Regions from separate parts of the Homo sapiens genome. Here region 2 is linked to region 1. A link is a loop called in an ENCODE intact Hi-C map of the cell type or tissue named here. Cell type or tissue: heart left ventricle. All regions are shown on one strand. Region 1 overlaps BABAM2 (BRISC and BRCA1 A complex member 2). Region 2 overlaps BABAM2 (BRISC and BRCA1 A complex member 2).

Region 1 (2,500 bases):
TTTTTCCCCCTTTCAGATAAAATTAAACTGTGGAGTTACCATTTAATCCACAAGTGTAAGAATAAATTGGTTTTTTAGTCCCAATTCTGTAGAAAATCAAAACTAGTACCAAATATTTTTATTTATAAACATTTTTATTGTGGGTGTAGGCATATCTGTGTGTAGACAGATAGAATGAGGTGCCCCCCGAAAAAAGACGGTGGTGTCATCTTTTGTGGCCAGCCTAGTGAAATCCTCACTCTCCTCAGATGCCTCCCAGCCGGCAGCCACCCTGCTTCCCCCATGACCTTCTTCTGAGTGTGAAGCTCTGGGTGCCAGCGCTTCTTCCAGCCAAGTCAGCAGGTGGGCCAGGATCAGCTTGAGAATTAGTTTTCTTAACAGCCCCAACTGGCCACTCTCAGAATAATTCTGTTAAATGTGACCTCTTGTGTTATGTGGAGTAAGTCAGTAGCTGGCTATCAGGGAGACTTTAGAGACCCAGAGAGCTTTATGCCTAAGGGGAGAAAAAGAACATTTTTCTTGTCTTGAGGCAGGTCACAGAAAATGTACACATGGTGCTGGGGACAAAGGTCTAGGAGAAAAGCAAAAGGCAGTCACCCCTGCCAGATATCTAATAGAATGCCAGAGTTAGACATGAATGCCATAAGAATAATGAAAAACTGAGAGCCATGGGCCTTAGGAAGAGAAAATGGAGTAAATCGGATGATAGAGCAAGAGAAGTTGTGAACCCAGCCAGAAAGAAAGGTAAGGGTGAGGCAATCTGTCCCCATCTTAACACAATGTACTCCTAAGGGTGAGACTTGTGTAAGATCGGCTGGGCTGATGGAGCTGGGTCAGAGGCCTCAGAATTGGACTCACGTGGCCCAAGGCTCTAAGGTAATGTGATCTATCGTCATGGAGATGAGAATTGAGGCCATCCACCCCTTGTGGGTGTTTTCCTCAGGGCACTGCCCATTGCACATTGCTAGATCATTTCCATCTGGCTTCATCTCTAGGCCCACTGCTATGCACCTCTTAGAAACTATCAGGTGGTACTGAAAACTGAAGATGAATTTTCTCATGGAGTTCTCTTCTTAGAAACTCCTAGACTCAGTGACTGATTGCAAAAGGCACATCTGGCACAAGAAAACAGACTCCTACAACTTGTTGCACTTAACATCTTGATACCAAGGATCATAGGGATGGAAAGACAGTGCTAATCCCCATAAACGTGTGGTGTCTGGTCACTTCTGTGCATTCCGTGCAGTCAATAAAATACAGTGTTGATGGAACCCAGTGCAGGTGGAGTAGAGCAGTTCCACATGTGCAATTGGTATTTGCTCTTCTTCCCTTCAGTGTGTTTTTTGTTGTGTCAAACACAACCGAATGAGAGTTGCCCCTACACCCCCACGTGGAGTTAGAGGAGTGCGTCCTGGCCTGGAATAGGTCTCTCTTTCTGGGCCACTCTGTGGGCTGTCTGAGCAGTGGAAGCATAAATATAAACCTCGGGCACATAAGGACACACACAGGCCGCAGAGCCTGTCAAGGGCTCTGTCATGTTCCGAGTGAACAGATGTTTATCCCACAACATTTTTTTTTTCCTTCTTGGAGTTTGTCCAATGCATTAAAAAAAAAACTAAACTGTTTACACTAATTATTCCCTTTTGCTGCCTTTGCTTGTTTTGTTTTGCTCTTTTCTTTTTCCCATACATTAAGAGCTATTCGTGTGAGGAAATTCTGCCCAGCTGCTTTCTGGAACAGATACTTCCATAGCTTAAACCAGGAACCCTTTGTTCTTGGATCTGAGTGGAGCTCAGATTGCCTTGTCACATGTATCTTGGCGCTTCTTCCCTGAAGTTTATAGGCTTTTAAAAATCCATTTCCTTTTTACCCCAAAGATAATCAGCTTCCATAACTTTTCTTAAAGTAAATAACTCCAGATCCCTTCATGGTTTCAGATTTTCCCGTATGCTTCAGTCAGGATTTTATTCAGCAATCATTTATTAAGTACATTCTTAAGTTTGGTGAGTACCATACCACTGTACTAGGTATCAAAAGAGAAACCCTTTCCCCTTTTATTGGTTTGTTCATGTTTTCACTTATTTTTTCATTTCCTTCATTCAAGAAATATTTGTTTAGCTCCTACTGTGTCCCAGGTACGGTTCTGGGTGCAGAGGAATCAGTGATAAGCAAAAACAGACATCGTCTTTGCCTTCAAGGAATTGCCAGTGTACTGCGGGAGAAAGACGTAAAGAATTAATTGCAATTCAGGGTGATACATACTATAATAGTAGGGTGTTCAAGTTTCTTTGAGGAATGTGAAGGGTGTAATTGGCTCTGCCTCAGGCATCAAAAATAACTTTACAGATTACTGGACATGTGAGAGGATTCTACAGAGAGAGGACAGCACATACAGAGGTGAGGAGGTATAAAGTATGGTTGGTTCGGGGAGCTTGATATCTGAATGCAAAAACAGCAGATGCAAGAGGTGAAGCTGGAAAACTAAGTTGGGTAGCCAAGT
Region 2 (2,500 bases), 67 kb before region 1:
AAAAACCATATTAAGCTATGGTGGAGAAAATAAAGGACAGCTCTCTCATCTTAGCGGGAGTGAGGTTGAGGGAAGGTACAGAAAGAATATGAGATGTCCTAGGCTTTGGTGTGAGCATGGGGTTGAAGCAAATAATTACCAAATCCTTTCACTTCGATTGTCACTAAACCAGCTCTCCAGTGCTCTTCATAACCATTTCCATATATCTGTGGTTTACATAGTTGCCATTTTTTCAGTAGTATAGAACATTCCATTATGTTAACATGTCATAGTTTTGTCAGCCATTCTCATACTATTAGCTGTTTAAATTCTTCTTCCTTTCCTCTCTTCTTACCCTCCCCCACTCCCTTCCTTCTTCCCTTCCTCCCTCACTCCTTCATTTTCTCTTTTATTTTTTAATAGGGCTGCTGAGAACATCTTGCACTAATTTCTTTCTTCCTTTGGATTATTTCTTTGAACTAATTCCCCAGAGTAGAATTATTGGGCCAAAGGATAAGGAGAGCTTGTTACATATTTTAGGTTGCATTCAGGAAAGATTAGACCAACTTACAGGATTCCCAACAATATGAAAATGTATCTCCATGCTTAATCAAGACTCTGTTTTCTGTGGGTTGGGATAGGCCAAAAACTCTGCCTTGGAAAATAAACCAGTCTGTTAAGTAGGATGGTCAACCTAGGAAGGTGACAGTACTGGATAATGGCAAGGGGTTCAAGCTGGCAGAAAGAGAGATGGGTAATTGACTGAGGACATGAATAAGAGCCATGGGGAACCATAGCTGTAGGGAAACCGTGATGCCTGCCAGCAAAGGACCTGGGGACAGGAAAATAAAATGCAGATTCATTTACCAGAGTATGTAGAAAGTGAGTTCTTGACCATAAGTAACCATACAGGACCCTGGAAATATAACCAGTACCAAAATCTAGGACCAGCTGGAAGGTGGGTGGGCATGTGGGACTAGGAAGCAGAGCTTTGTGTACTCTAACCCTGGCCTAATTGCATTTTTATCATTTTTATTTATTTTTGCTAAGTTAGTAGTTATATAATGATACCTTAAAATGATCTTTAATTACCTTTATCAAGTTGTACATTTTTTCCAGGTTCATCTCTTTGGACCACTTTTTCAAGTAAATCTGGTTATTGACTCTTTTTAATTATATGCAGTGGATGATAACCTTATATCACTTACATTTGTTACATTGAGCTCTTCTGTGCGCTCTGTCCTTTTGATATTTTGTATTATATTTGCTATATTTTTGAGTATAGAAATTTTCTTTTTTTATATTTGAAAATGTCTGTGATAATATTCTACTTTTTTGGCAGTTATAAAGTTCTCTCTCTTCCACAGTTGGAGTGAATATGCTATTCTGTTTTCTTCTACATATATTTTCACTCTCTAGCCTGCACGTATGGTGTGAGCTTAAGGCTCTAACTTACTCGTTGTCTTACTGTTTACTCTCCAGTTGCTCACTAGCACTTTCCCCTCTGTAATCGGATTGCTTCTGGCTTGTCGTGTCCACCCTTTCATCTTTATTTCTGAATTCTATTTTGGGTTTTTTCTATTCCAACTAATACCATATCTTCTTTTAAAATAATTCTTCTTTTGTAACATTTTAAAATTTCGTAGTTTGAAACCACTATCATAACTTTGGTGTTTTTCCTTTGGCATTTTGCCTACTTTTCCAACACATGTTTTAGTACCAATATCAAGTTCTGTAAAATCAGTGTTTTATTAAATCTACATAATAATTTAGGGAATGTTGTCATCTTTACTATATTTAGTTTTCCCAGCATGGAGCAAATAATATTTCTTCATTTATCTGTCTGTCTTTAATTCTGCTGTCAGACTTTATGTCATCTTTGAATAAGTCTCTAATTTTCTGATTTAAATTAATACCCATTTATTGAATTTTTGTCAGAATTATAAATGGGGTCTTTTCTACTGTGTTTTCTGGCTACGGCCCATAGTATATAGGCTTGTAGTAGTTTTAGATGGATTTTTATCCTGCAACTTTGCTGAAGCCATTTAGCTAACACTAGTTATTTTAAGTTGATTTTATTGAGTTCTGTAATCATATAACTTTATAACTTGATGATATAGAGCTATGACATATATCAAATGTATTTTTTCCTTTTTCCCCATGTTTATATTTTTAATTCTTGTTCCTCTCCAATATCTAATTGCCTATTCAGTCAAGTAGCTACCCTTGCTTCCCTATGAACTAGGAAATAAAGGAATCAGCTTACTCCATGAAAGTCGCAGCCAGCACATAAATGGATTAAGGTGTAAACGTGATATTCTCTTTGGGAGATGAAATGGATCCCAAGTGAGCAATATTGGACTTGTTGGAATGTGTTCACATATGTGAAGAAAGAATGTATCAAACCAAAGCTAGGGAAAGAATAAGAAAAAATAATGTTAGAGAATTTGGCAGTAACTATTCCAGCATTATCCAAAATAAAGGATGGTTTCGCCAGTGAATTTTGAATAATGTGAAAGTG

Evidence for each region. A loop is a pair of places that touch in the nucleus more often than their neighbours do. Peaks named below come from ENCODE experiments on the same cell type or tissue, not always from the same donor. Only the 100,000 strongest peaks of a DNase experiment are listed, where the experiment ranks them.
Region 2: a loop joins it to region 1, with 2.4 times the contacts of the local background. A loop is called at or near these places in 3 of 110 quality-filtered maps.

Annotation. Positions count from the first base shown.
Region 1 is chr2:28,162,931-28,165,430 of GRCh38, forward strand. All of the region lies in intron 7 of BABAM2 (BRISC and BRCA1 A complex member 2), which reads left to right. All of the region lies in intron 1 of LOC100505736 (a long non-coding RNA gene), which reads right to left. Among named protein-coding and RNA genes, the nearest start is that of BABAM2-AS2, 150 kb to the right of the region's middle. In heart left ventricle, no CTCF peak of the experiment used is centred here; a DNase peak (open chromatin) is centred at 1,481; H3K27ac peaks cover 2,249 bases.
Region 2 is chr2:28,096,387-28,098,886 of GRCh38, forward strand. All of the region lies in intron 6 of BABAM2 (BRISC and BRCA1 A complex member 2), which reads left to right. Among named protein-coding and RNA genes, the nearest start is that of MIR4263, 100 kb to the left of the region's middle. In heart left ventricle, no CTCF peak of the experiment used is centred here; no DNase peak of the experiment used is centred here.